3 separate regions of the Mus musculus genome follow, and regions 2 and 3 are each linked to region 1. A link is a loop called in an ENCODE intact Hi-C map of the cell type or tissue named here. Cell type or tissue: heart. All regions are shown on one strand. Each heading gives the region's core, and the rest is flanking DNA. Links, peaks and the distances in the headings are about the cores only.

The links. A loop is a pair of places that touch in the nucleus more often than their neighbours do. Peaks named below come from ENCODE experiments on the same cell type or tissue, not always from the same donor. Only the 100,000 strongest peaks of a DNase experiment are listed, where the experiment ranks them.
Region 2: a loop joins it to region 1, with 2.2 times the contacts of the local background. A loop is called at or near these places in 5 of 42 quality-filtered maps.
Region 3: a loop joins it to region 1, with 2.7 times the contacts of the local background. A loop is called at or near these places in 5 of 42 quality-filtered maps.

The regions. Positions count from the first base shown.
Region 1 is chrX:76,005,870-76,016,187 of GRCm38, reverse strand. No RefSeq gene overlaps it. Among named protein-coding and RNA genes, the nearest start is that of Gm23320, 120 kb to the right of the region's middle. In heart, for the core only: no CTCF peak of the experiment used is centred there; a DNase peak (open chromatin) is centred at 5,357.
Region 2 is chrX:75,792,591-75,802,908 of GRCm38, reverse strand. Pls3 (plastin 3 (T-isoform)) reads left to right here. Exons shown (of 16, transcript NM_001166453.1): 6 at 303-384; 7 at 1,168-1,333; 8 at 2,265-2,407; 9 at 3,419-3,514; 10 at 6,380-6,575; 11 at 7,524-7,602; 12 at 8,618-8,732; 13 at 9,187-9,320. Among named protein-coding and RNA genes, the nearest start is that of 4933407K13Rik, 33 kb to the right of the region's middle. In heart, for the core only: CTCF peaks have their summits at 4,210 (motif pointing right) and 6,138 (motif pointing left); no DNase peak of the experiment used is centred there.
Region 3 is chrX:76,116,581-76,126,898 of GRCm38, reverse strand. No RefSeq gene overlaps it. Among named protein-coding and RNA genes, the nearest start is that of Gm14707, 120 kb to the left of the region's middle. In heart, for the core only: no CTCF peak of the experiment used is centred there; no DNase peak of the experiment used is centred there.

The DNA.
Region 1 (10,318 bases), core at 3,230-8,229:
CCACTTTCAATGCTTATAGGGATGTCTATGCTTTTTGAAATATCCATATTTAAAGAAAGTAAATAATAGTGTTTTAGGACTTGCTATTTCTCATATTTTGACAACAATATGCTGTTACAGACTTTTCATTTTGAGTGTGATACTGTTTAACAAGATCTCAATTGAAAAATTCAGAAGTTGGTTTATTTTGTTTTTTTTCCAATGTTTTCTATTATACCCAAAGAAGCAATGAAGTGTCTACATATTACTGTATGAAAACTGTTACTTCTCTGATTACTACAGTAGCACAATTCACAATATAAAATGTGGAGAATTCAGAGAATCATAAGAAAATATAAATATCTGAAATTCTATTATTGTAGTAGAAACACTGGCAGAATTCTAGTAATTATGTTACCTGGTCTTTCATCTGGGCAAAAGAATAAAGGATCAGCAGCCGGTGTTTAACTCTGAGCCCCTAATGGAGTAAAAGATACTATTAGACATTTAATGTTCGTTTTCCTTTCTTCTTTAATAAATAAATTCTGTCCAATATCACAATGCCCCCCAGCTAAAGATGTATGCCTCTTGGCAGTCTTAAAACTTGGATTAAGCAAGGAACAAAATTATAAATTAATGAGACATAGAGGAAACTTAGAGACTCCTATTCACATTGCTTTGTCTACATGGGCAGAATCAGGTCTTCCATTTGATTTCCTTTTTCTTTCTATTCTAGAGTGTGCTGGTGAGGGTGTGTTTAAAGCAATCACCTTGGGATCACGAGGTGAGGAGCATAGGGACAAAAAACAGGAGTTAAAAATGACCATGTGGAAAGGATCTCAGATACAGATGATTCTGTAGCAATGCTTCCCAACCTTCTTAGTGCTTTGGCCCTTTAATACAGGTCCTTGGGATGTTATGGCCTCCACCAATAAAATTATTTCGTGGCTACTTCATAACTGTAATAGTGCTATTGTTATGAATCATAACATAACAATTTGATATGCAAGGTATCTGATATATGACCCTAATGGGGTCAAGACCAACAAGTTGAGAACCACTATACTATAGAGACATTGTTTAAGCTACAGTTATTCCATTTCTATCCATGGTAATATTAAGAAAATATAGTCCTATTTGAATGAAGTATTGAATTCATGATTATATTATATAAAAATATATAAGTCCTGATTGTCTGTTATATGCATTTTAATCCTACTTCATTTGATATTTTATAATGAGCACCATGCCATTAAATGTTTTGTAAAAGCAGTATTTTCAATGGCTATATATTAAGTCTTCGTATGTATATATCATCATTTATTTGAGCATTTCATTGTTGATACTTTAGGTTGCTTTGAATTTTTCATTTATTTAAATACATAACAGAAGATATATGAGTAAATGTATATTTTTGAATCTGTATTCTTAAAAACATATTTCTACAATTAGAGTTTTGATGTCCAAAGAACAAACTTTTTATTTTAACTAATATTACTTTCTTAGACATTTTTCCCAAATTAGTTCTTCCAAAATGCAAACATGAATTTCACTAAAATTTCAAAACATTTCCATCAGCATATAAAATATTATTCTAGTCATTCACAACGGGGTATTGACACCTTAAGAGTATACATATGCATATCAGATATTTACATTATGATTCATAACAGTAGCAAAGTTACAGTTATGAAGTAGCTATGAAATATTTATATTGTTGGAGGCCAACAAAACGCAAGGAACTATACTCATTGACAATAAGTGAATAAGGTTTCATTGCTAATTTAACTTTTAGCCTTCAAATACTAAAGATACTGAGTATTGTGTGTTTCTCCATCAAATTAATATATTCTAAACACATATTTTAAATTATCAACATTTTCACATTCAGGCACATGGGACATGGTTATGGTCCCAGCTCCTGTGGAGGCTGATCCAGGATTTTGTAAGCTCAGAGGTTCAAGGTCAGCCTGAGCAATATATCAAGAGTACATCTCAGGGAGTAGGGAGAATACATTATCAAATATATGTAATTAATTTTTTTAAAAATGAAGTCTATGGACTGAGAGATGAAGCTCAGTTGGAAGAGTCTTGGCCTCAAATAGACAAGAATCCAGGTTCAGTTCTTAACACTACATAAAAATTAATGAATGGGTGCATGCCCATTATCCCAGCACTCAGGAGGCAGTGCCAGGAGAATCAGAAGGTCAAGTCCACACATGGCTACATAGCAATTTCAGAGCCAGCCTGGTCAATATGAAACCCTGTCTTAACAAACTAAACACAAAAATGTTTTAGATGCTAAGACATGTTCATTACTACGTTTCTACATTATTACAGGCTTTAATCAACATACATCAATCTTGCCATACACGAGGCATCTGGAAAAAAAAAAGAAACATGTATTTTCAAAAACATTATAATCACCATAAATGCAACTTTCTCTATCTTTACACATCATTTTTAGCACCCAGTATCTTCTTAAGAACATTGTCTTTAGCTGAATTTCAGATGTCAAGCACATGACTAACTCTGGGGAGGTTATGGCTACCTTGAACTGCAGTTCTGAAAGGAGCAGGCAATGGGAACACCAGTATGAGACAAGCCACAAGAGTGGTTGATAAACAGCCATGAGTGTGGAGCCATCTAGGATGAGAAAAGTAGAAACTCTAAGGATGGCAGACTTTTCTTCAGCTATGTGATCACATATCTAACTTGGAGATTTCCTTTTTTTCATTAGATTATACTGATGTATCAGAATATCATCTTATCATGTTATTTCCATACTCCATACAAAATTTATTAAGTACTGAGAAATTTTAACAGAAAAGCAACATACTGGATATTCTAGTCAAGATGAATAGCTAAGACATTGAAGTTTTCCTCATTTTGTTCTATACAGTATCCATCACCTCTTCTTCTTAGTGGGTAGCTGGATCTGTACTAATTGTGAGAAGAAATCAATAGTGAATCAGTGAACAGATTATCAAAACAAAGAAAACCCTAGAATGAATGTGTAAGTTCGTGAATGTAAGAAGTCTAAACTAACATAGAAAGAAAATCATTAGAAATGGAAAATATTTGCTTTATTTTAATTTTTAGGAAATTACAATTACCTATCTTTTTTCCCATCTCTTTTCCTCCTTTCAATTATTCTGATGCACCCACATTGCTCTCATTCAAATTCATGGCATCTTTTTCTTTAATTGTGTGTGTGTGTGTCTCTCTGTATGTGTGTACATTCTTGACTATATAATACATCGAATTGCCATGCCAATATGGAAAGAGGAAAGGGCATGGGCACCCAGGAAATGCTGTGTGGGAGAAGTGCTCTTTCCCAGGGAAAAGCCTCCCATCCATCCCCCAATTGCCCTCATTTCCTTAAGGCATTCTTGCTTTATAGCCCAGTTTGGCCTCTAGATTTCATTCCTCCTGCTTACTTCATGAGCTCTGAGATCATAGGCATGTGTTATGCAGGCTCTAAGGAGGAACACTGAAATTGATGGAAGGCAAAGGCTAGTTAAGAAGATACTGGTTTTTGGAGGGTTTTGTTTTGTTTTGGTTGGTTAGGGTTTTCAGGGGGGATCTGGTTTTTGTTTGTTGGGTTTTTGTTTTTGTTTTTGTTTTTTGGTGGTGGTGTGCCGCAGACCCTCTGGGTCCCTTGTCTGTGAAAGAAAATTAAAATTCAAGGTCCATGACTCATGCAGCTTGCTAGTTAGGAGGGCTTTTTGGGCCTAGAGCAAAGAACAAAGGCTGCAAAATCATCCCAGGAACCAACTAGCCATAAAGATAGAAAAGACATACAAGAATGTCCAGACTGGCCCGGCTTCTCCCTATCTCCCACCCTTCTGACCTGGGTTAAATGTTAACCAGATGCTCTGCTGACTTAGATAAGCACCTGGCCCTCAGAATTCCTGACGCCCTGACCTGCACGTACTTTTTTTCTGATGTGTAATCATTCTGCTGATGTTTAAATGAACCAATCATGTGAAACCACGCCAATTCCTCCCCCAGCCCCAGACCCTTTTCTTTGAAAACCCCTAGCTTTCGAGCCTCGTGGTCGACAACCACTATCTCCTGTGTGAGATACATGTTGTACCGGAGCTCCGTCATTAAACTACCTCATGTGTTTGCATCAAGACGGTCTCTTGTGATTCTTTGGTTGTACCCCGACTCGGGATATGAGTGGGGGTTTCCCCACTAGATTCTTTCATCTGCGTGGAACCTGTCTCTGGGTGCAGATGGGCAAGGAGTTGGCAGGAATGACAGACAGACGCACACAGGAGGTTGTGTAGAATCTGAATGTGTTTTGTCAGGTTGAGCATCAAACTTTTTATACAGCAGAATAGCAAGAAACCAGATGAGATACAATCCACCAAGTAACAGTGACAATATAAAAGGAACGCATACATCAAAAGAAGGTGGGGACCAGGCTGATGCCACTAAGAAGGGAGCCAGGTGTAAAGCTAGTCTATTGTTAAGCCCATCACCAGGGGTTCTACTTTTAGCAGACCTTTTCATGAATACTGCAATACCACAACCCCCCTATTTCTTGGGCCCTGATAATTTCTAGTAACTTTTAAGTATCTGTGGAGAATCTCCATTTGTCAGAAGAATTCACCAACTTGCTTCTAGTATGCAATGTAGCCTGTACTGAAGATTTCTATCTCAGTAGGATTCCCTGGCTCTTTCATGGTAAACACTCTGCAGACCAGCTTTGAGCTGCTTTGGCTCTTGTAATGCTTAATTAGTTATTGAATGGGTAACTTCCTTACTGCATTCCTACCGGATTCTGAGCACGAAGGCTTCTGGAACCTTGGAACACTGGTGAAGGCTCTGGCTGTGTCAGAATTCAATCTTAAAAGACACTTATAATAAGATAATACTAAAAGAGAGCATGTGGATCCATACACAAGACTAATTCAGGGATAGGGTATGAGTATACGGGTTAATGAGAATGCCAAAACTCCAGGAGGTGAGTTTCCGTAAAACTCTTTGCCTCGTGAGTGCTCCCAGGCTTCTCAGCCTGTCAAGCAGACTTCACTGGAGTGTGCGTGGCAGTGGTGGTGTTTTTTTGTTTGTTTGTTTGTTTGGTTCGTTGGTTTGGTTTTGTGTGCCAGCTTATGTTTTATTTTCTTTTGTTTGTGACAGGGTCTTGCTATATATAACTTTGGAAAGCCTAAAACTCACCACCATCCCTTCAGCCTCCTAAGTACTGGGATTCATAAGTATACACAAGCAAGTGGGCAACAGATGGCAAAGAGATTCAAAACCCCATACTTCCTTTCCTGCCATTGTTACATCAGGGCAGCAACAAAAGCCTAGGAAGCTACTGCTGCGAGGTGGTCTTGTCCAGACAGAACTGTAGTTCTGGTAGCAGTTTCCTAAGTCACAGCAGTAGTGGGAAAGGAGCCATGGACTGCTGATCTGAAGGTCACATGTGGACCAAAAATGGGCATCTCAGCAGTAATCCATTTAGACTGTGAATAACAACTCTGAGTCTGTCACCTTCTTATTGTTCCTCACCCATTGTCCTCCAACGTCTCAGCTGCTAAGAGCCAAAAGATATAATGTTGTCAACCTTAACCAGGAGAGGCTAAGTCAGATTACTGTATTTTCCCCAGTCCTCTCTCAAAGAATCTCAGTATTCAGACTCAAAACCTTAAATATAGATGTTATAGGGAAAAGCTACAGTTTTGCACAGCAGCGTTTAAAGTCTACACATCATAGATATTCCAACACTTTGAAGTAAGAGCTCACTTATCCTCACATTTTGTCCTGCCACAATTTTCTATGATATTCTCAGTGCTTTTCTTTGAAAAAGAATGAGGTAAAATCATTAGGATCCCATATTTATGTAAAGTCACATACTTGAAGATCTGTATTTTAATACTTTTAATCTCGTGATTTGAAAATAAAATCAGAATACAAGGTGTCAGAAATAACAGCAGAGTTTTTAAAGAGGTATACTTTAACAGATTCTCCTCTGCCTCTCACCTATCCCCTGTATCATATTATTTTACCATTCCTGTTTAACCTCAATTTATACCCATGATCTGGCCTATATAAAATTGTACTCTAATTCAAATTAACTTCAGAATTTGAACCTATCAGCCAGCTCCAGGAAGTCTAGTTACTTTGAATCTGCAAAGAATATCACTAAGCCAAACCTTTTCAAAACTTTCTATTACCATCAGAGTCCTTGCTGAAGAAGGAATATGGGAAATGTAGTTACATTCACAAAGAATGTGTGGAGACTGCCAAGAAAGCAAATTGTTTCTGGACGTTACCCTTATTTGGAAATACCCTGGTCCTAGAACTCTGGTTGTTTAAATAAAAGAATCATATCTTCTTTTGAAAACGTGCATTTCCAAAATATGAGAGAATCAAAGACTCGGCTACTCAGTTCTCTCTTGTGATTTCCTTCTAAAGAGCATGGATTTAAAAAACAAAAACAAAAAACAAAGAGAAAGCCTGCCAAGAACTGAGAGCAGCTTCCTGTAGACTTTGTGCTGTAGTGGGGGAAAGAACAGCCTGTGAGAGCCAGCAGACCTGTTGTTGAATCCATCTGCATTCAACTGGTTAGGTGACCTTGGGCAAGTAACTTTATCTTCTCTCTGCTTTGTCTGTAAAAATAATTGAACTCTATCAAATGAAACAAACCTATGTGAAAATACTTATTGAAGGACATTTGCCTGCTCCACCTCAGTAGGAAAGCAGACTAGTTATACATGGTTACACAGGTAAACAGCAATAAACAAGCACATGTCTTCTGAGGATATAAAATAACTTTGATGAACTCTAAAATTCCTTCCACAAGGTAAAATGACATAAAGCAATACTTGGTCAAGTGCAAATTAAAAAGTGAAGTGATCAACATCCCAATAAACACTACATATCCTTTCTCAGTCAGTTCCCATAAAGATCTTTTCAGCATCACTGTTGCTTTATGTTAATTAAATAAAACCCCAAGTCCCCAAATCTTGCTATGGCAAGGGGAACTATAGAAATGGCATTTATGAATATCTGAACTATTGACAAGTTTGCCTAAACAAGGGAAAAACAGCTCAAACAAAACAAAACAAAACAAAAAGACAGATGAAGTGACTTTTAGTACAAGATAATGGGATGGATAGCAAAATGATCACGAAGCCACTGTATTTCATGACATCCTCTCAGTTCTCCAGGAATTTCATGGTAGGTTTTGGCTATGCAAAGTTATTCTATTGAGAATCATCTCCTTAGGCTGGAGAGATGGCTCTGTGGCTAAGAACATGTGCTACTTTGGCAAAAGACCCAAGTTCAGTCTTCAGCATCCATATAATAGCTCACAAGAGATCCAAAGCCCTCTTCTGACTTCTGCAGGCACCAGGCATGCATCAAGTGCATATATACATACAGGAAATCACTTCCACACATAAAATGCAAATAGATAGATATTTTTTAAAAAAGAAAAAGCTCTTCTTGGGGCTGCAGAGTAGATTTGGAGGTTAAGGGTACATAGTGCTCTTACAGAGGATCACAGTTGGATTCCCAGTATCCATGTCGAGTGGTTTAACCCAGATCAATGTGTGTGGTGCTTCTGACCTCCACAGGCAATGTTATTCACATCCACATACCTACTTACAGACCCATGTGCATGCATATAATTAAAATAAATCATTTTAAAACAGAAACCGCTCTGAGGGCTGGGCAGATGCCTTAGTCAGTAAGGTGTCTGTTACACAAGCATGAGGACCTGGGTTTAAATCACTAGCAAGCAGGTAATAACTGAGTGCAGTTGTATAAGGATCTAACTCCAGGGCATCAGTTACAGGAGCTGGGGACACAGTCAGGTCCTTGGGGCTGGTTGGCCTGGCATCTTGAATAACTCAATAAACTCCATGTTTAGTGGGAACCCTATCTCAACAAGTAAGGTAGGGAGCCATTGAGGGAGGCACTTGAAGTATACCTCTATCCCCCACACATACACATGCACCCTTGAACATAATGATAAGAGGAATTTAAAAAGTATAATAGTCAGAAGTAACCCATCAGGTTGACAGTGGTTTAGTAAATTAAATTTAACTGGAATTCTTTCATATCCATTCATTTATATACTACTATAGGTACTTTATACCATAGTAGCAGAATAGAAGAGACATAGTAAAGACAATATGATGCACAAAGACTGAAGTATATACCATCTAGACTATGGAAAAGGATAGCAAATTCTTGCTTTAAAAGCCCAACAATCCACTTGCTACCTGTGATCATTTTACCTGTCTGTGGGATATTTTCATTTTTAAAGACAATCATAGTAATATAACCTGTACATTGCTTAGGTAAAATTTTGACCACAGAGGGTGAGAAAACCTTCATTGGGTACCTTAATGGAGTTTATTCATTTTCCAAAATAACAGAATTCAACTATGTGGCATACTGCACTGAAAATTTTGCTAACATCATGACTGTAAAATTTGTATCATAACAAAGGCATGTGGAAGTTTATCTGTAGTTAGATGCCTTTACTTCTTTATCTTACTTAAATAAATGAAAATATAGCCACAGCAAACTTTAGGGGAGGTCTACCAATCTCATGGGAAGTTTAATCTGAAATAATATGGCTGAACACATTAACTGACCTACATTCTTTGTGAAGTTTTTAAAACTTTCAGAAATGTACCAATGAGATCTCTTGGGACACAGAGCAATCAAGCTCAGCACTGTTTGATTTCAAGAACTTTCCTTCCAAATCAGAACTGACAATCAGTCTGATTCAGCCTGCAGCTTATCCTCCCAAGTAATGTGGTTTGAAAGATAAAAACATCTCAACAAAGTAAACGAATAGCTGAAGTAACGGGAAAAGCAGATTGAGTAGTGCAAAGGGGTGGGGGAAATAGCCATTCTAAATAATGCAAAGGCATCAAGATGGATGCAGGCTATGACAAGTCACTCACAAACTGTAACTTACTGATGTCTAAGTGTCTTTGATATAAGCTACAAGGGAAAAAAGGGAAATGATTAATCTGGGTTACTTTGTTCTTCATGGATATGTTCCAAGGTAAAGTTCAAACTAATGTTAGTCTTGGTTATTCAGTTTTATTATGCCTATGACAACAAAAATCAAACATTCTCCCCATTGTTCCCAATATGTTGAAAGGTTTAAAATATATTCTCCTATAAATGAGACAAAGGAATCAACTTATCTCCTTGAAAAACAGAATCTAAATGAGACCTGATAAAGTTTACAGTCTGCGCAGTGAGGAAAATCAATTCTAAATGCTAAATTAGGAGAGTTTTAGCAACAAAGCAACATACAATGACATGCTCTCCTGCATTTCAGAAAGATCTTACTCAGTTTTAGATCTGCTTCTGCCATTGGGTTGCTGAAGAGCTAGCTAGCTCTCTCTCTCTCTCTCTCTCTCTCTCTCTCTCTCTCTCTCTCTACATACATACATATATATATATATATGAACTATTTCTAAACAGTTCCACTTCCCCCGTGTCCTAGTGACTTTTCTTTTCCACTACCTCTGGTTGGTGGTAGGCTAGAGGAGATGTTGAACTCTTATTAAAGTAGGTTGGAAAAAGTATGCCTACAAAGAACCCTGAAAAGATTGAACATATTACATAATGGCTACCACAAGTGACAGGCCTTGGTCCATATCACCCAAGAGTGGGAAATGAAAAATGAAATCCTGAACCAAAACAAAAGCTGCAACTGCAAAGTTCCTAGACTATAACTTTCATTTGTGTCCAATGAAAAGATTTAGAGGTGTTCATAGAAGGGTCTGTCAACTCACCATCAAGATTCAGGATTATTTTTGTTGTTGTTGTTAAGATATACATTGCATTTATTTCTTTTATGTTAATGAATCTCTTTTTGTGAATATTAATTGAACAAGTGTAAGACTTTCAATAAGATATTTGAATACAAAAAAATCATCATAGATTTAATTCTGTAGCATACAAAAGAACAATAAAGGCATGATCCAAAAAAAAGGCATGATCCAATTATCAACATGTAAAATATCCAAGGTGTGTGAGGTTGAATGAGTCTTTTTTTATTGGATATTTTCTTCATTTACATTTCAAATGCTATCCAAAAAGTCCCCTATACCCTCCCCCCGCCCCCGGCCTGCTCCCTTACCCACTCAGTCCCACTTCTTGGCCCTGGCTTTCCCCTGTACTGGGGCATATAAAGTTTGCTAGACCAAGGGTCCTCTCTTCCTAATGATGGCCAAATAGGTCATCTTCTGCTACATAGAGACACAAGTTCTAGGAGTACTGGCTGGTTCATATTGTTGTTCCACCTATAGGGTTGCTGACCCTTCAGCTCTTGGGGACTTGCTCTAGC
Region 2 (10,318 bases), core at 3,195-8,194, 210 kb after region 1:
TAATAAACTTTACCATTCATGACCATTCATGAAGATGTATTCAAGTGTTGTTAATAAAAAAGCAAGTATGTCCCAAGATAGTCTCAACTCGGTATGTGGTCCAGGATGGCCTCAAACTCATGATTCTTTTGCCAACATGCTCTAGTGCTGAGACTATAGATTCCTCTATGTCCTAATTAAGTGATGCTGGGGACTGAACCCATGACCTCATGCAGGCTAGGTAAGCACTCTACAAACTGAGCTACATCTCCAAACTTGAAGGACTCTTTAAAAGTAAACCAACATTTGTTTGTTTGTTTCAGCAAAATGATCAACCTTTCAGTTCCTGATACAATTGACGAGAGAGCAATCAATAAGAAGAAGCTTACACCCTTCATCATTCAGGTGCGCGGTGTTCTCTGCTCTCTCTTCCATGAACTGTGATTTGAAACAGAGGCTATAGACTGTCTGCTGGCCTCTAATCCTCAGAGCAGCTCTGAGTGTAGAATGTCCATTGATGTTTTAGACCATGAGCTGGGACTCAGAAAGGCTTGCGGTTGTGGGTCTTGTTGGAGAAGTTCACACTGGCACTGAGGTGTTGTTCCATATTGAACTCAAAGCCCTGTGTGCCTTTCATTGCCTATTGAGTTAAGATATGACCAAAGTGATCAAAAGGATTTAAGCGCTTTCTTAGCTGGTGTGCTTAAAGGATGGAGTGTGTTTGTTTTCCACTGAATGAGTAAGTATAGTACAGCAAAATCCCATCACGCAGCAGTGTCCTTGAGATGTACAGATTGGTTATTTCTAAAGCCTGGATGTATGCCATACGCTGCTGGATTCCAATTCAGGCAATTTTAGAAAAATCCATTCACATGGATATATTTCCTTTGGTTACTTGACTTTTTTTACTTTAGAATTGACATAATTCAAAAGCAACCAGATAAAAAGAAAAGGTCCACTTCCTGTCGAATTGTGGAAAAAAAAAAAGAATACAAGTGAGACTGAGAATTGCTGCCACTTTGCTACTTAACGCTGAACTCTGCAATTTGTTTTCTGTAAATGTGGGTGGATGAAATTAATACCTCGTATTAATTTCTCAGCTTACTGGTATTTTTCAGTGAAGGCTGAAGTGGACTGGGTGTGGAAAAAGGAAAAGGTCAAGAAGTGCATAATTTGGCTGTCTTGCAGGAAAACTTGAACTTGGCCCTGAACTCTGCTTCTGCCATTGGGTGTCACGTTGTGAACATTGGTGCCGAAGATCTGCGGGCCGGGAAACCTCACCTGGTTTTGGGACTGCTTTGGCAGATTATTAAGATTGGCCTGTTTGCTGACATTGAATTAAGCAGGAATGAAGGTAATGGGGCACAGTTGTTCTTTTGAAAGATGGATATTGTTCATTTTTACTTTCTCTTCATGGAAATTGCCAGGCTCGCACTTAACCGAGTTGAGCTGATGGTAACTAGAATGAATCCAGAGCTATTCAGGAAATCAAGCCATACGCCTCTGTTCTTTATCTGTAGCTAACATGACAGTTCACATTGGATTTTAGTATAAAGACATAAAAACACAGAGACGTTGATATTGGGTGCCTTCCTCAGTCTCTCTCTACCTTAGAAGTGTGTGTGTGTGTGTGTGTGTACATGAACCTCCGACTTATTAATCCAGCTATCCAAGCTGGCCAACGAGCCCCAGGGATCCTTCTGTGTCCACCTCCCCAACACTTGGATTACAGATGAGCACCACTGCACCCAGGTTTATACAAGTACTGTGATCTAAGCACTGGTCTTCATACTTAAACAGCAAATAATTTACCAAGCGCTTCCCTCCATCCCCAGGCTTACTTTGAGTCAAGGTCTATCTCTAAATCTAGAACTTGCCAATTTGGCTAGATTGCTGCACAGCAAACTCCCAGAGCCTGGCACACACTCCACCCCATCCCACCCCACCCCAGCTTCCACTTGTACAGCTCTAAAGAGTACAGACTTGTGCTACCACACTTGGCTTTTCTTTCACATGGGTGCTGCCAATCGAACCTGGGTCCTTGTGGTTTCACAGCAAGCCCTTTACTAACTGAGACATGTCTTTAGCCCAGCGTTTGGGGACCTGGAAACTAGGTCTCGATTACCAAACAAAGTTTCGAAAGACTGATGCTGCATGCCTGTAATCCCAGCACTTGGGAGGTTGAGGCATGGGTTTGTTTCAAAGTAAAAGGGCGGGGGGCCACTCAAGTGCTCGGCCTGGCCACTGTCACATGACACACTGACTGAGGCGTTTCTATCTACAAGCACTGGCAGCTTTGCTTCGAGATGGTGAGACACTGGAGGAGCTTATGAAATTGTCTCCAGAAGAGCTTCTGCTGAGATGGGCCAACTTCCATCTGGAAAACTCAGGCTGGCAAAAGATCAACAACTTCAGCGCTGACATCAAGGTAACTGTGCAAAAAACCATAGCGTTCAGGTAGATACGATGGCTTCAGGGATTTTATCCCATTGTAACAGAGACAAAAATGATAGGATATCACCAGGCCCTGTTGTCTTTCATGTTCTGAGATAAGGTCTTGCTCAAATCTGCTCAGTAATTAAAGATGTGACTTGCCATACTCACATTTTGTGGGGTGTTCAGGATTAAATCCAGAGTTTTCTCCATTCAAGTCAAGCATAGTGCAAATGGAAGCCATTGTGATTTTTTTCAGATGTGATTGGACTCTGTAGGCCAGGTTGGCCTACAGCTCACTCTGTCAGCCAGGCTGGCTTCAAAACTGCAGTGTTTCTGCCTCTGCCTAAAACCTATATACAGGCCTATGCCAAAGTACCTAGTCAGTGGAAACCGTTTATTATGAAGCCTGTTTTGAATATTTTTGAAAAGCAAAGAATCCTTGCATTAGTTGATCATGGGAAGCCTTCACCTCAATCCCCATCACTGTGGGAGAAGGGGAGAGAGATGAGCTAATTTCCTTAAGTATATTCTGATTTTAAAAGGTTAAATGCTCTCTTGCCAACCATATGTGTTTCTCGTTTAAGCTTTTCTGTATTTCAACTTTTGATTTAACATACAATTAACATAGTAGATGTTGTTTCCATAGGTTGCTACTCATCATGCTTTGTAATGCCATAATGTGTTCATTTTCTCTTTCCCTATGCTTCCTGGATTTCTGCTCTTCTATTTCATGCTTGTTTATCTGTCAAGCTTATTGACTTCAGTAATTCAGTGAAGGTACAGAAATACTTAATAGCTTTATTGGGTTGATGGCATCGATAAATTGTCAAGTCCTAACAATCACGTGCAAAGACAAAAAGAAAGATCTCTCAAATAAGAAGACAGAGAAGAATGCCTTATATTATCACAAAAGCTGCTCCCAATGTCCTCATCACCAAGGGACAATAAGATGCAGCTACTCTTTGGCAGTGTGATCACACTATTATGTTCAATTCTTTTGTAGGATTCCAAAGCCTATTTCCATCTGCTCAATCAAATCGCACCGAAGGGACAGAAAGAAGGGGAGCCACGGATAGATATTAACATGTCAGGTTTCAATGTAAGTATAGGTGCTTTTTCAGATTCTAGTCTTTTACCATTGCATGTTCCCCCCCACCCCCCTTTGGATTGTTGAGACAAACTCTTGTTACATAGGGCTCTAACCTGCTATGTAAAGCAGGCTTGTGGTTAACTCGTAGGCATCCACCTGCCTCTGCTTTCGCTGTATTGGGTCTAAAGATATGTGCTGCCACACCCAAATAATTTTGCTTAAATTCTATCAAAATTTCTGTGGAACTTCATGTAGTGGTGTTGACACTTTTCAGATTGCTTTAGAGGACGTGGTACACGTGACTCACAGGAGAGAAAGTATACTGATTTATTTTGAGAACTTGTGAGTTCCATAATTTTGATGGTACTGTATTTTATGAATGACATAAACATTCAAAGACTATGGGGAAATAAGCATTACTCCTGGCTTGTTCCCCATGGTACTGGTAAAGGGCCAGCCCATGCATTAAGAGAACTACCTGGGATAGTTTGTTCTCTCTCAAAATATAATTACAGACACAGTCAGAGGTATGTCTCCAAGTTCATTCGAAATCAAGCTGATATGCTAGAGCACAGTCCTCTCACCCCTACTCCCACTGGATCCCCTCCCCATTTCAGAGGCCCCTCCTCTTGTGGTTTGACTGTGATGTGTCCCCCACAGGATCATGTGTTTAAACACTCGCTTCCCAGCAGGTGGCGCTGTTCAGGGAGGTGGTGGAATCTTTAGATGATGAAGCCATGCTGGAGGAAATCCATCACTAGAGGTGGGCCTTGAGTCTGGCCCCACTTGCTTTGTTGGCTGTTTCCTCAGTGCAGAATCAATATGAGCAGCCAGTTTCCTGATCCTGCTCTCAAGCCCTCCATGCCTCACGTCACCCTTCCCAGGCATGACTGCCTCTAGCCCTCTGGACCTGTGAACCAGGTCTTTCTTCCTTAAAAAAAAAGAAAGAAAAGAAAAGAAAAGTAAAGTAAAGAAAAGAAATCAAGCTGAATTGATGGTCAAGATGAACCATCCCACTACCAGGTCCTCCCTGTTTGATGTTTTTCTACTGTGTCCCTTTGAGTCGTCCCCCACAATCCAGCCAGGATTCCCCTACTGGCTTTAGAATTTGGTCCATCAGCTTAACATTTAAATTCCTACAAAATATTACCCACCTCTGTCAGTCTGCCCTCCAAAACCTCTTTTCACCTTCATATAGCTGTCTTAAACTTGTCCAAACACCCCTCCCACTTTACAGTTATTGAGACAGTTTCTCTGCATAGCCCTGGCTGTCCTGAAACTCAATCTGTAGACCAAATTGGCCTTAAACTCATAGATATCTACCTGCCTCCACCTGCCTCTGCCTCCTGTGTGCTGAGATTAAAGACATATGCCACAACCACCCAGCCCAAACATCCTTTTTAACTCCAAGCCTATGATTGCAAGTTTTTTCAGATATGTTCTTTAAGTAAAAAATAAAGGGTCTGGTGAGATGGCACAGCTGTTAAAAAAATTCTTGCTGCTTTAGCTGAGACCAAAGTGCTGTTCCCAAACTCACAAGCAGTAACTCCAGATCCAGGAGATCCAAATGCCCTCTTCTGTTCAGGCATGTGTGTATGAGAGATATTCAAAAAAGAAGAAGAAAAGAAAAGCTTTTTTGAAAATAAAATATCCTGAGTGAGCTAACCAAATCACAAAAGAACACACATGGTATGCACTCACTGATAAGTGGATATTAGCCCAGAAGCTCAGAATACCCAAGATACAATTCAGAAAACACATGAAACTCAAGAAGAAAGAAGACCAAAGTGTGGATACTTCTATCCATCTTAAAAGGGGGGAGCAAAACACCCATGGAAGGAGTTACAAAGTATGGAGCAGAGACTAAAGAAATGACCATCCAGCGACTGCCCCAATTGGGGACCCATCCCATATACAACCACCAAACCCAGACACTGTTGTGGATGACAACAAGTGTTTGCTGAGAGGAGCCTGATATATCTGTCTCTTGAGAGGCTCTGCCAGTGCCTGGAAAATACAGAAGTGGATGCTCACAGTCATCCATTAGACTGAGCACAGGATCCCCAATGAAGGAGCTAGAGAAAGGGCCTAAGGAGCTGAAGGGGTTTGCAGCCCCATAGGAGGAACATCAATATGAACCAACCAGTACCCCCAGAGCTCCCAGGGACTAAACCACCAAAGAGTACACATGGCGGGACTCATGGCTCCAGCTGCATATGTGGCAGAGGATGGCCTAGTCAGACATCAATGGGAGGAGAGGCCCTTGGTCCTATGAAAGCTGTATGCCCCAGTGTGGGGGAAATGTCAAGGCCAGGAAGCAGGAGTGGGTGGGTTGGTGAGCAGGGGGAGGGGGGAGGGGATAGGGGGAGGGTGTTTTTCATAAGGGAAATCAGGAAAGGGGATACATTTGAAATGTAAATAAAGAAAATATCCAATTTTTTAAAAAAACACGCTTTTTTGAAAATAAAATATTTTTCTGAAACTGTCCATATTTAAAGTTAACTCTTAAAAGGAATGTGGATGAAAAGTTGGGAAACGGCATTTTTTTTTCCTTCTTCATTTTCCCAAGAGAGGTAAACTCAATGGAATACTTTATTCAGTTCTTAGATGTACTCTGGCGCCATCTTGGGGAACTTATAGGTACTACATATCCCTCATGGTTTTGCATTCAAAACCAATTTTATAAGTATCATGTGCTAGAAAGTACTATCATTTACCCAACCTATGATTGGATTGTAGGCGATGTGTGTGTGTGTGTGTGTATACACACATATATATGTATGTATGTATGTGTGTATGTGTATATGTATATATGCACATATATATACATATATATGGATGGCCTTTAAAATATGTCTTCTTTTACTTCAACAGGAAACTGATGATTTAAAGAGAGCCGAAAGTATGCTTCAACAAGCAGATAAATTAGGTTGCAGACAGTTCGTTACTCCAGCTGATGTTGTCAGCGGAAACCCCAAACTGAACTTGGCCTTTGTAGCTAACCTCTTCAATAAATATCCAGCACTAACTAAACCTGAAAACCAGGATATTGACTGGACTCTTCTAGAAGGTAAGTCAAAGGTCCTCTAATTCTAATGTACAGTCTGTACCATAAAACCCCAGAGGCCACAATGACGTCATTCCAAGCCAGTGAGTTGCTTTGTCCATTTAGATGCCATGCCGAGTGAGAACTGGAAACAGCTGGGTGGAGGTGGTGATGGAAGCAAAATATGCAAATAAAACAATCTAGTTGAGGAATGTGGCTCAGTGCCAGAGCTCTTACCTAGAACAGCCACCACTACAAAAGAAAAGAAAAAATCCAGACTCACCTATCAGGAGAAACACTTAGTAAACAAATGGCTTGCTTCAATGTTTAGTGCCATATCTTCCTTTTTTCTTTTTTGTTTTGTTTTGTTTTAAACCACCTTATTTATTTTGAGCAAAGAATCTCTTGTTCTGTTTCTTTGAGGTTGTTTTTAAGGTAGTCGTCTATTTTGGGACAAGCATTTAATGTGTCTCCAGTCGACCTCAGACTTAGTACGTAGTAAAGAATGACCCTAAGTTTCTGATGCTCCTATCTCTAAGTGCTGGGATAACAGGCATCATTTGTGGGTTTGAGGGTGCTAGGGAATGAAGCCAGAACTTCCTGCACTCTAGGCAAGGACTCAGTAAACTGAGCTACATTCCCCAGAGCCTTGGAGGTCGTTGTGAGACAGGGTCTTACCCTGTAGTGGATGCTTACCCTGTAGTGGTGGCCCTCTGTCCTCAGCCAAATGAGGGCTGAGATTATAGATATGAGCCACCATGTCTGACCAGATCACAGAAAGGTATACATACATGCAGAATTTAACTTATAAACTTTTGTAATCATATTTCATTTATCCGTAGTCAGAGTGACATACTAACATGTGGTGATTATCAACTCAGAATAAAGCATATAAAGTAAATCAATACATGCCCTGGTGCTATATGGACAAGACATTTAATCAATGAATGCACTTTGTGGATGTTTTCATAGGGGAAACTCGGGAAGAAAGAACCTTCCGCAACTGGATGAACTCTCTTGGTGTTAATCCCCACGTCAACCATCTCTATGCGTAAGCTGCCCTACTGCTCTTAGGAAGTTGTGAATAGCATGAGGAGATGTAGCATCAATAATGGCAACTCTAAAATCTTTCCACATGTTCATTTGTAGCAGATATTCTTATTATGAAGTATTCGTGATTTCCATCATCATTTTCCAAATACACAAAAGCCCAAATTCTTTCTTTGTCTGACTATTGGCTCTAAGTGATAGAAATGTGTCTTGAGGGAGTAGGTACTTTAAGTTTCTTAAATAGTCCTGGAATACTCATAACAAAGTGTTCATGATTCCTTCAGCCTTTGGCTTCTTGGCCAGACTGTTCTTTGCTGACATACAATGGTTTGTATCCTAATATTCCTTACCTTCACTATTTTCTTACCATCTACCATTCACTACCTGTGAACTCTATTAATCGCATTTACATATATGTCAAAATCATATTACTTGTTTAGATACATCGTTGTTTATTATACATCTATTTGACTCTCAAGTAAGGTTTGGGGTTTTCATCTTGTGTTTCCAACCTTTATAACACTTTTTGCTTACAATAAGTGTGCATCCTTACAATTATCATTGTTGTCTTCGTCGAGACAGTTTCTCTGTGTAGTTCTGGCTGTCCTGGAACTTACTTTGTTGACCAGGATGGCTTCAAACTCACAGAGATCTGCTTGACTCTGCTTCCAAAGTGCTGGGATTAAAGGCCTATGCCACTACTGCTGCCCCTTCTTTTTTTTTTTTTTTTAAGACAGGTCAGGAACTCACTGTGTAGCCCTGACTGTCCTGGAACTGGCTGTATAGACCACTCTGAACTCACTCACAAAGGTCACCCTGCCACCCCCTCCCAAGCCTGGGACTAAAGGTGTGTGCCACCTTGCCCAGCTGTGCTCACATACTATTAAGTGAGCTGAATGGTCTTGGCTCTATTTTCAGCACAAACATATGAGTCGTAGGAACTGTGACTTTATAGATCTTGGGTGATTTGTGTCCCTGCTCATGATCACTGATGGAGTTCTGTTTCCCATTGTTAGTGACCTGCAGGATGCTCTGGTGATCCTACAGCTGTATGAGAGGATTAAAGTTCCTGTGGACTGGAGTAAAGTTAACAAGCCTCCATACCCAAAGCTGGGGGCCAACATGAAGAAGGTAGAGAACCTTGAACCTTCTTCATTTCTTTCTTTTACTTTAACACCTCTAGACCCGGAATAGAGAGATGGCTCAGTGTTTAAGGGCACTGGCTGCTCTTCCAGGACACCTGAGTTCAATTCCCAGCACCACATGGCAGCACACAACTGTCTGTAACTGTAGTTCCAGGGGATCTGAACCCTTCACAAGAACATACATGCAGGCAAAACACAAATGCAAATGAAATAAAAATAAAAATGATAGATAAATAGATAGATAGATGAAAAACCTCTAGACCCTAAGCTGCTTCTGGAGGAAAGAACTAGATCTTGGCATTGAGAAGATACTTACCATTATACAACACACACACACACACACACACACACACACACACACATACACGGGGTGGGGAGAGAGAATAGAGATTGAACAAATGACAATATTTAACCGTTACTTTGCTTTTGTCCATTTGCAGTTAGAAAACTGCAACTATGCAGTTGAATTAGGGAAGAATCCAGCTAAATTCTCCTTGGTTGGCATTGGAGGACAAGACCTGAACGATGGCAACCCTACCTTGACCTTGGCTGTAGTCTGGCAGCTGATGAGAAGGTATCGTGCACAGTATTGGCTATGGAAGCGTCAGAGTAATATGCATATAGGAATTCACCCTTAGTATATTTTCACTGCTTAAATTAATCATTTAGTTCAATGAATATACTTCAGAGCTCATTGTACTTAGACTCTAAAATGACTTTGCTATGAGTGTATGTTGGAGCTTCACTGGGAGATACCTCCTTGTGAGTTAGGTAGAACTGTAGCTGTTGCCAGTCTTGGCACAAAAGTCTGAGGTATAGACTTAAACCTGATGCAATGTCACTGAATAACCTTAACAGATGTTCTCATGGAGTTCCCTGACTAAAACTGTCAGAGGGTTTGCAGCTCCAGCCCAGTCGTCTAGGATATACTTAGCATGCATGGAGGCTATCCTCAGAGCCCCGAAATGAATAAAGAAATGTTGTCAGAAGCCCAGAATTGTGGCTCATACTTGAAATCTCAGCACCGAGGAGTCTGAGGAGGGGAATTGGCTAGTTTGAGGCCAGCTTGGGCTACATAGTGAATTCTAGGACATCCTGAACTATAAAGTTCAACCTTGCCTCAAAGGAACAAACCAAGAACATTAAATTATCAGAAGTCTGAACATCTCTATGTCTCCATTTGGATATGACCATCAGGGCCAGCAGGGTTAGAGCTCCTGTGCCTGGCTTGATGACCTGAGTTCTGTTCCAGGAACTCATGTGGTGAAGGAACAAAACCATGTCCTGCAAGTTGTTCCCTGATTTCCATAGGGGTACCATGACATACATGTGTTCTAGTACATATAAATAATTACAATTTTTATAATTCTTTAAGAAATTGAAGATTCCTTTACTTGATCTATTTTTAATAATTCTTTGAGAATTTCATACAGTCAGCTCTAATAACTTCCAGTCCCACTTCCAGCCCCTCCAACCCTGCTGGATTCCCCCACTTCTCCTTCCGACTTTAATTCCTTTTGTTATAACTTACTGGGTTATATAATGCCTCCCATATGTACAGTGTGGAATCTT
Region 3 (10,318 bases), core at 2,025-7,024, 110 kb before region 1:
ACACACAAGAATTGTGGGGGACATCACATCCACTTAGGTTTGGCTACACCAGGTTGAGGCAAATAAAATGTAAAAAGTACAAACCTCATTCGATTTAACTTCTCAATGAAACTACACTGTGTTGTTTTCTGTGCTACTTCCCACTGAGTAGAGGTAGCCTCTGTCTTTTCCTAGGGCTCTGAAGGATTAGAAAAACCCACAGCACCATTTGACCTTGAGGTTGTCTTAACCTGACCCAGGCAATTACCCGCCTCCCCCCCCCCCCCCCCCACTCCCGGGATCCTAGGAAGGCATGTTTTTCAGAGGTTAAGAGAAAGTGATGTTTTCAAGGAACTCGTGGCATTTGAAAGAGGGAGGAAACTGTGTAAGGCATTTGAAAGACTGCACTCTTTAGGATTGAAGTCTATTTAGAGAACTTGCCTTTCTGATGATAGCCAACATCTATCAGATGCAAAGCTCATTCCAGCACTCCCTGTCACCAAAAGGTTTCAGTCATTAGTAGAGATTAACCTCAGACGGTGCATTTGCCACTAGAAGATGAAGCACAAGTCTAACCACTGCGATCCATAATTTAAACATTCCAAGTTGATCAGGAGTCAGATTGGAATTTTCTGGGCTTGGAGGCAGGTTTCTTTAAATAGACTTGAGGCCTGAGACAAGAACCATAAAACACATGATCTTGGAGAAAAAAATCTTTCCTTTAAAAATAGTCAGCTTTATCTTAGGACAAAAATAAGGAGATACATTTTGAACAAACAGATAATAAGATACAGACATATAAAAGATGTCATGCAAAAGTAATGTCACCTTGATTTTGAACATTAATATATGCTTTCCATAATTAAAAATTCTAAGATCTAGTCTTTGCATCTGCATAAGGTTTTAAACAGGAAAACAGTAGTTGGTGAAACAGATAATTCAGGTTGCAGACCCAGAGATTTCAGTATTCCTTCCCAACTGCATGTTATTTCTCTCCCAAGATACTGTTCCAGAGGTTTGCCAACTACAACATTGTGACTATTTTAAAAGAATGCTCACTTGAGTTCCCAACAAAAATAATTTCAAGGAGACGTGGCCATTCAAAACATTCACAAATGAACTCCACACTTCATTACCTCAGTTTCAGGCAATGAATGCAAACTGTATTAATAGAAGCATTGCTCATTTAAGTTGGGTTTGGTTGGTTGGTTTTTTTGAGACAGAGTTTCTCTGTGTAGCCCTGGCTGTCCTGGAACTCATTCTGTAGACCAGGCTGGCCTCTAACTCAGAAATCTGCCTGCCTCTGTCTCTTCCTATTCCGACCAGCAGAAAAGTACGACAACACTACGTTCTTCTCAAAGCAGTTTATTCAGGAACCTTTCAACATCATGCATGAATCTCTCTCCAGAAATCAATCTCTCCAGGGAAAACAACAACAACCCACCCCCAATCGCAATCCCTTATATATCCTCTCAACCACGCCCCATCAGCCCAGTCCACGTAACAGCAATCCATTGGCCAGAATCATCACTCGTTATATGGTCCGATCTTGCATCATGGTGCACCTGCACAGTTCTCACGATGGCTGTGGCTTATTTTCAGGTGTATGAGGAAGTCAGGTGCAAGTCATAAGACTTGGCTGCAGTCCTGGGCACCATCTTGGGACTGCCTGCATACCTGCTCCTCACATGCCCCTGCCTCCCAAGTGCTGGGATTAAAGACATGCACCACCACTGCCTGGCTGCATTGCTCACTTAAAATGCTTCAAGCCTCAAAGTATAATGGTACCATCAAATGTACAACTAAAATCCCAAGAAGTACCTGCCTCTTTATAGTCTTGGGTAAGATCTGAGGAATCAGAACAAAAGCTATTCATCTCTTTCTTGTGTTTCTTTCTCCTTTGTATTGGAAGAAAGTAAGAATTGCTGAATGTCACTTGAATCAAGGATACCCAGGTCTACATGAGCCAGTCAGGAAAATATAAGGGGGGGGGGATTTTGATTAAAGAGAATGGGAATGAGTGCTTGTCATTGATATTAAAAGTATTATCAAAGATTCACAAGGAGAAACTGGTAGCTTTTCTAGCCTGTCTGGGATTTCTAGGCAACCAGGCTGTAATCCAAGCTGCTTCTTGAAGTTAAATCGGGGAATGTGGTCCTTAAAAATGCCAGAATTCAGAAGCACATCTTCAGGTGTTACGAGATTGCCGTTACAGACAAAAATAAATTCGAGGAGGTGCAATTATTTTATATAGTAATGGATTATTAAGTCAGTTGATTATTACCTCTGATATACATTATGACATCAACTCAACAAAGAATGGTAGAAAAAAGGATTCTAAGAAGTGCAGAGATGGAAGGATTATTAAAAAGGCACACATCATTTACAGGCAAGTAAACTGAGACAGATAAAAAGGAGTTAAATACCAATACAGAGACTGGAAATTGAATCTTTTGAATGCCTTTAAATTAGTAAAGATACCATTGTTTAGATGTGATATCTTACAATATGACAAACTTTTAGAGATTGTGCTTCTTGAGTGTCCCTTTTTCCTGAAGGGGCCCAAGTACTAAATGAGAAACCAGTTGCTGTGACCATGCTTAGGGCTGACTTTGTCTTTAATTTTTTTACCAGTCTGACAAAAGTTCTTCATTATTAAGATTTGTTACAAGTCTCAAAAATTATTATGATTTGTTACAAGACTGAAATCCACTATTGAACAAATTGACAGGAACTTCTATGGATAATAAGAGCAAGCACCATTGTGTTAATAACAAACACAGTTACTGATGGTTTTTCATGTAGAAAGGTATCAGACAAGAGGAATTGTCACCAACACTCCTTTCTGCATGTTTGTAGTCATGCTGGTCGCCTCTCCTGTGACTTTTGGAAAACTGTAAAGTGGCTATTATGAGAGACAGACAAGTTGGGGGAAAAATATTCCAAATTAGTGTGTGAATTACCAAACAGCACAGTCACTGAATGTGGGGCCAGTAGGACCTCCTCAACCTCCTGCCTATGTACCTGTGTGAACAGTAATTTGACACAGTTTTAAGCAAAGATCCTTGAATTTTCCGTCTTTATAGCACATGCTGTCACATCTATCTGGATACTCGTTATTAGTGATAAGTTAATATGCAGCCATGGAAAACACTCAGCTTCAGTTTCCCTGGCTTGATTTCAATATCAACAAAGACATGGTATGTATTGTTACATCACCAAACACTTTGACAGGTTCCTGCAGATCCACAAACTGCTTCATTCTCCTTTTCAGTCCAGTCAGATCCTTGTGATTCTTCAAAGCTTTGTCCAAGCTGTTCTGGCTGACACATTCCAATCTCCATTAATAGTTAATTCCTTACATCCCTTAAGACTCATTGTCTGCAGAAGCATTTGGCATCAACCCAGAACTGAATGGCATTTGGCCAGGGGCCTCAGTAACACTTCAATTGCTAGGCAATATCAGACATCTGCTTTGCTGCAGGAACAAATTCAGGGCAAGTCAATCTGACAACTCCCGCCCAGAAACCCGGCCTCATCCCATAAGGTGAACTGAGAGGGCAGATCAACATTGTACAGCTGCTCAATGTGCCCAAAGTGAGCAGATAGGACCCAGAAATTGAGATTTTTGGAGTTCAGATACCCAAATAGTCAGTGTCCCCATACCAACAGATACATCATTCCAACTCACTACTGTGAAATCCTAAGAGCCTGATAGTGCCTGTCTTCCAGGTGATGGAAAGTGAGATATTTACCAACTCTATTACATTGTGTAGGAAAAATTGTAGCCTGATTTCAAATGTGAGAAAATGGGCTAGAGGCATAGCCCAATAGTAGAGTAAAACTGTAAACACTCTGGATACTCAGAACTCATAAATAATTAAGTCAATCAACATATAAGGTCTAAAAGAAAGGAGAGAAAATGCATACTCATGTTCCAGTGTATATGCATACGTCTGTGTGTGTGAACCGGAGAGGTGAGTTGAGCTAAAAAGAGCTACATGCAAGTAAACAGTACTGATAGACAGGCAAATGGATTTCTCAACTTGCTCAGACCAGCCCTGACACATTATACCTTAGTGAAGTTTAATGACCCTAATCTGTTTCCTCTGTACATCAGCAGAGTGAGCATCCCTGCACGCCACCATTCTTCAGGAGGCACTGACTTATAGTCAATGTAGAACATACACTGCCACCTCAGGTGCTCTCTGACTCTTTCAGAGACCTTTGTCTTGGATCCCCAGAGAAATTAAGAATTACTGTGGAGCCATGTTTCACATTCATGATGCTTTTTATTTGTAAAAGGACTTGACTAAGACCTAGAGTAAATATTCAGCCAATATTCATAGGATTGAATGTAAAAACCAAATGCCTAATTTTGAATCCCAATAAAATATGCCTTTCCTGATATAAACATATTTAATTAGCATATTATGTTCAAGTGTCATGCCATTGGATAAAACCAGGCAAACCTTATAATCAAGCTAGGTTCTGGGAGATAATTACCCTTCTTTATAACACATGAGTTGGTTTTCCGGGGGGGGGGGGTGTCTGGAAGCAACACACACTCAAGAATTAAAACAAACATCAATAGAACAAAAGCTGTAGCTCAGCTGTTTGGAGGAAATCAATTCCAAGAACTCATAATTTTCTGGCTTACACATCATGAAGCATTAAGCCAAGTGCTGGCACCTGGCTTCAGAAGCATCCTCTCTAAGACAACCACTAATTTGTATGGGCTAACATGGAAAGTGGCCCCTCCCCACTCTTGTTATATAAAGCCTGTAAACCAAAATAAGAATGGCGGCAAAGGGACATATATTTAATATAAAATATATGTGTATATACATACATACATACATACATACATACATACATACATACATACATACATACACACATACATACACACATATAGATGTATGGAGAGAGAGTTTCATGTAACTTTCACAAAGAAAGCAATGAACTGCACTAAAGAAATGCTCTGGAAGGGACAGTTGCAAGCAGAGTGTGGAATATATGGGGTTCAATCTGTAAGGAAGACATGAAGGATGAAGGACATCAAAACAATACAAGTGAGGATGACAATTTAACTAGGTTGTCAGCAAAGAGGTTTCCATTCACATAGCAACTGGGGCTAGTGAATAGGAAGCATAAATAGCTCTATGCCCTCAAATCACCAGATAGCTGCTGTCTCAGATCAATAAACATAGTGTTTTCATAGGGAAAGGTCGAGTGAAGCTAGTCTGGAATTGACTGAAAGACACGATCAGATCAATAGGAATGGACAGATAGTGATAATAGAAGATGCTAAGCGTCATGGAGAAACTTTGACAAGTATTCATTGTATCACTCACCATAAGTTCTCACTGAAGGAAGATCAATTTAAGCTAGCTGAAATAAGGAATACATAAGAAGTCACATAACTACTTCCTGCAAAGAACATACAATCTAAAATAAAAAACTAATAGTGGCCACTGAAAATGTACTGTGTGCTAAGAAGAGCTTTCTGTATTGTATAGGGTAATTTACAGCATAATCTGCATAACATCCCAAATAGAACCGAATACTATTATACCCCCTGGACACACTATGAAGATGAGCAGACTGAGATCAAAATAGGATAAGCATCTTGTTTAGAAGTAATTCGTCCAGTAAGTCCAGACTGTGCAGTTAATCATGAAAGCAGAGCCAGCTGTAAATGGAGAGCCACATGGTTTCATAGCATAGAATTGATGTAAGATAAATGAGGTAACATGAAAATTCCAAGCCTGGCATGCATCCAACATTCAACATTCAGAAAAAAAAAAAAGCAGCTATCATCGTCTTTAAGGTCAACAGTGGGTCACCACATCCTGAAAGTATGAATTGTCTTTACAACATTCTTGACAGGTAGTTGCCAGCTACTGATTATGCACCTCCCTAGGGGCAGGAAGCTCAGTTCTCTAGCAAGCTACTTCTTTGTGCACCGAGCTCAAACTATTTAGGGGATTTTTTTCCTTTGATCAGCTGAAATTGACCTCCCTAGAATTCTGCCTACTGGCTCTAGATCTGCTACAGAGAATCACACAAAATGAGCTGACACCTTCTTTCACGTGACAAGACAAATTAAACCTGAAAAGACATAGACAATCACGGAAGACTTTTGAGCTGATGAGCAAAATAAAGATAGAGAAAACCATAGACACTGCATTTCGTGAAAGCAGGTAGAGCTACCTGGAAAAGCAGCGGGAATAAAGACTGGGAGGTCAGTGCAGGGCAAGAGCAGCAGCAGGAAGGGTGCAAAAGCAGCAGAGATGAAGGCAACTTTTCATGGGATGGGGGTTGGCCAGGTTGGGAAATGGATAACATTAAGGGGAAGGGGATTTAGTAAATATGAGAAATCTCCTCAAGCCCCTAGTTTTCAAAACAAGCTACTGAAAGCAGCCATGTCATTTTGTTTGCTTTATGTTGATTGTGAAAGGGTGGAGTGTGAATTTGGGAATGAGATGATTTGGGACTTCAGTGAACAAACAACAAAATAAACATATGTGGTAAGTAGAGGAGGCTGAACTAAGAGATACAAGTGTTAAAGTAATCAACCAAAAGAGTTGGATCAACGCTGCCAGTGACAGCCTTCACTTCCTGAGGCTGAGCAGGGTTCCTCTCATAGGTAAGGCTGGTTTTTTGTTTTTTGTTTTGGACAAAGTTAAAGGATTGTTGGGGAACCTCTGACTGTACTCCTTTATCTGCTGTTATTTTTCCTTAGTTGGTGCCTGACTCTACATCTGCAATATCTTTGTTTTCTTAGCCTCTCTGTGTGGCTAAAACAAAATACAACAAACTTGATATTTATTTAAACAACAGAACATTTCAAGGGCAGCCTGGGCTAACTGAGATCCTATCTTAAAAACAAATAGATAGACAAACAAAACTCCATAAAATTACTGGTCACAGTTCTAAGACTGAGAAATTTAAGACCGGGATGCTGGCAAGTACAGTGTCCTGAGAGCCTAGAATATGTTTTAAAAATGCTGTTTATCATATATAAAGAACTCAAGAAGGTGGACCTCAGAAAATCAAATAACCCCCTTAAAAAATGGGGCTCAGAACTGAACAAAGAATTCTCACCTGAGGAATACCGAATGGCAGAGAAGCACCTGAAAAAATGTTCAACATCCTTAATCATCAGGGAAATGCAAATCAAAACAACCCTGAGATTCCACCTCACACCAGTGAGAATGGCTAAGATCAAAAATTCAGGTGACAGCAGATGCTGGCGAGGATGTGGAGAAAGAGGAACACTCCTCCATTGTTGGTAGGATTGCAGGCTTGTACAACCACTCTGGAAATCAGTCTGGCGGTTCCTCAGAAAATTGGACATAGTACTACCGGAGGATCCAGCAATACCTCTCCTGGGCATATATCCAGAAGAAGCCCCAACTGGTAAGAAGGACACATGCTCCACTATGTTCATAGCAGCCTTATTTATAATAGCCAGAAACTGGAAAGAACCCAGATGCCCCTCAACAGAGGAATGGATACAGAAAATGTGGTACATCTACACAATGGAGTACTACTCAGCTATTAAAAAGAATGAATTTATGAAATTCCTAGCCAAATGGATGGACCTGGAGAGCATCATCCTGAGTGAGGTAACACAATCACAAAGGAACTCACACAATATGTACTCACTGATAAGTGGATACTAGCCCAAAACCTAGGATACCCACGATATAAGATACAATTTCCTAAACACATGAAACTCAAGAAAAATGAAGACTGAAGTGTGGACACTATGCCCCTCCTTAGAAGTGGGAACAAAACACCCATGGAAGGAGTTACAGAAACAAAGTATGGAGCTGAGATGAAAGGATGGACCATGTAGAGACTGCCATATCCAGGGATCCACCCCATAATCAGCTTCCAAATGCTGACACCATTGCATACACTAGCAAGATTTTACTGAAAGGACCCAGATGTAGCTGTCTCTTGTGAGACTATGCCGGGGCCTAGCAAACACAGAAGTGGATGCTCACAGTCAGCTAATGGATGGATCACAGGGCTCCCAATGGAGGAGCTAGAGAAAGTACCCAAGGAGCTAAAGGGATCTTCAACCCTATAGGTGGAACAACATTATGAACTAACCAGTACCCCTGAGCTCTTGACTCTAGCTGCATATGTATCAAAAGATGGCCTAGTCGGCCATCACTGGAAAGAGAGGCCCATTGGACACGCAGACGTTGTGTGCTCCGGTACAGGGGAACGCCAGGGCCAAAGGGGGGGAGTGGGTGGGTAGGGGAGTGGGGGTGGGTGGGTAAGGGGGACTTTTGGTATAGCATTGGAAATGTAAATGAGCTAAATACCTAATTAAAAAAAAAAATGCTGTTTATCTGCTGTGTCCAGGAGAGGGTAAAATAGTAGATGCAATTCATGGAAGTGGTACCAGATTCCCTCCATCATTCCCTACAGGCATTACTTATTCATTATTTCAGAATACTTTGACTTGCACATCTTAGAAAGCCCCTCCCAATATTGAACACTAAGACATTGGAAATTATGATTCCCATATATATTAATAAAAGAAAAGTATATCAATACCATAGTCCCTCTCCCCTACCAATATAAGAAAGCAAAACAAATTTCAGTGGATCATGAAGTATCTAAGAGTTAGGAAACCTTGTTTGTTGTATCAACGTAATAATTTTCCTTCGGAAACTGAGAAGGGTTTTAAAGCCACTTACAATACAAAAACTTGGTGTGTTCAAAAAGACACTGAACACAGTCCTGGGTAGTCCATCAACACCAAATCCCTGTTTCCAGAGTCTTCAATCATTCTCAAATACAAAGAACAAGGAGAACTTTAGTGTCTACTGCTGGGGATGGGGAGGCGGAGATAATATGGATAATAAAGAATCTAGAAACAACAGTCTTTTCACCATGAGACATAGGAACTTGACACAGGTGTCCAAACACATGGACACTGGTTCAATCATTCATTAGCCCTCTGCTGAGTGTAGCTGGAGAGTTCCTGCTAGAAGTAGGTAAGATATCATGGGGGAACTACTGTCCCACTAAAAAGACTTCCACTGGGGATACCCTAAAGCTAGTTTTTGCAGCATATGTTACACACCAAAATATATATTGTATTTATGTTATATATTATAAGCTATGTAATATACAATGTATTATATTATTTGTAACATATTATATATTATATTGCTTATAATATATTATATTATAAATTATATTTATGATATTTTAAGTTATGTATAAATAATATGTATAATATATGATATATGATATGTGATATATAATTAATATATAATATAACATATAACATAACATATAATATAACATAATATATGATATGTGACATATGATATGTGATATACAGTATATGATATATGATACAATATATAATATATAATATACAATATACAATATACAATATATAATATATAATATACAATATAATATAATATATAGTTAATATATATTATATAATATATGATATATGATATGTAATATATATGATACATGATATAACATATCATATATCATATGTCATATATCATATAACATATATCATATAACATATATCATATAACAATATAGAATACAGAATATATAAATGCCTAAACAGGAAGCAGAGTAAGGAGGATGACAAGGTCTGGCATGACCTAGGTTATGGAATGAGACCCCCATCTACATAAAGAAAAATCTAAGCAAGAAATACATATTCAAAAGTCAATATTAAGAAGGCTGAGAAGATTATATATGGAAGGATTAATAGAAATTCTTTCCTAGGAGGAAAGTAAGACTGGGATACTGTATAGAAGTAAAGAGAGATATACATAGCACTGTAGATATATGTTTAGGGTGTGAAGCTGCAAAACAAAAACATACCCCAAAATTTATTTTCATAATACATCAAACCATAAAAACTGCATCTCATTTTTAAAAGACAGGAAACTGTTCATTTAATTCTGGGACAATATAAATTTTACACCAGCAGTTTCCTATCACAATGATCTATGTTTTGGGGTGCTTGGGACTTAAGTTTTGTTGCTTTGTTTTTAGTACTAGGGTTAAAAGTCAAAGCCTTGGGTATGCTGGGCCAGTGCTAGACAGCTGAATTTTGCCATCAACCCTGCTTCTGCTTATGGAATGAAGGACAATTGGCCCCACTCTCCCACAATGAGCAGCCACTGCAGGCATACAGCTATCTAAGAAACAGAATCAAGAAAAAGGGATGCTGGGTGTTGGTGATGGAGCTTAGTTGTGAAGAATCCTGAAATCCTGGGTTTAGATCCCTCCGTGGCATTAGTCTAGTGTAGGGGTGAATATCTGAAATCCC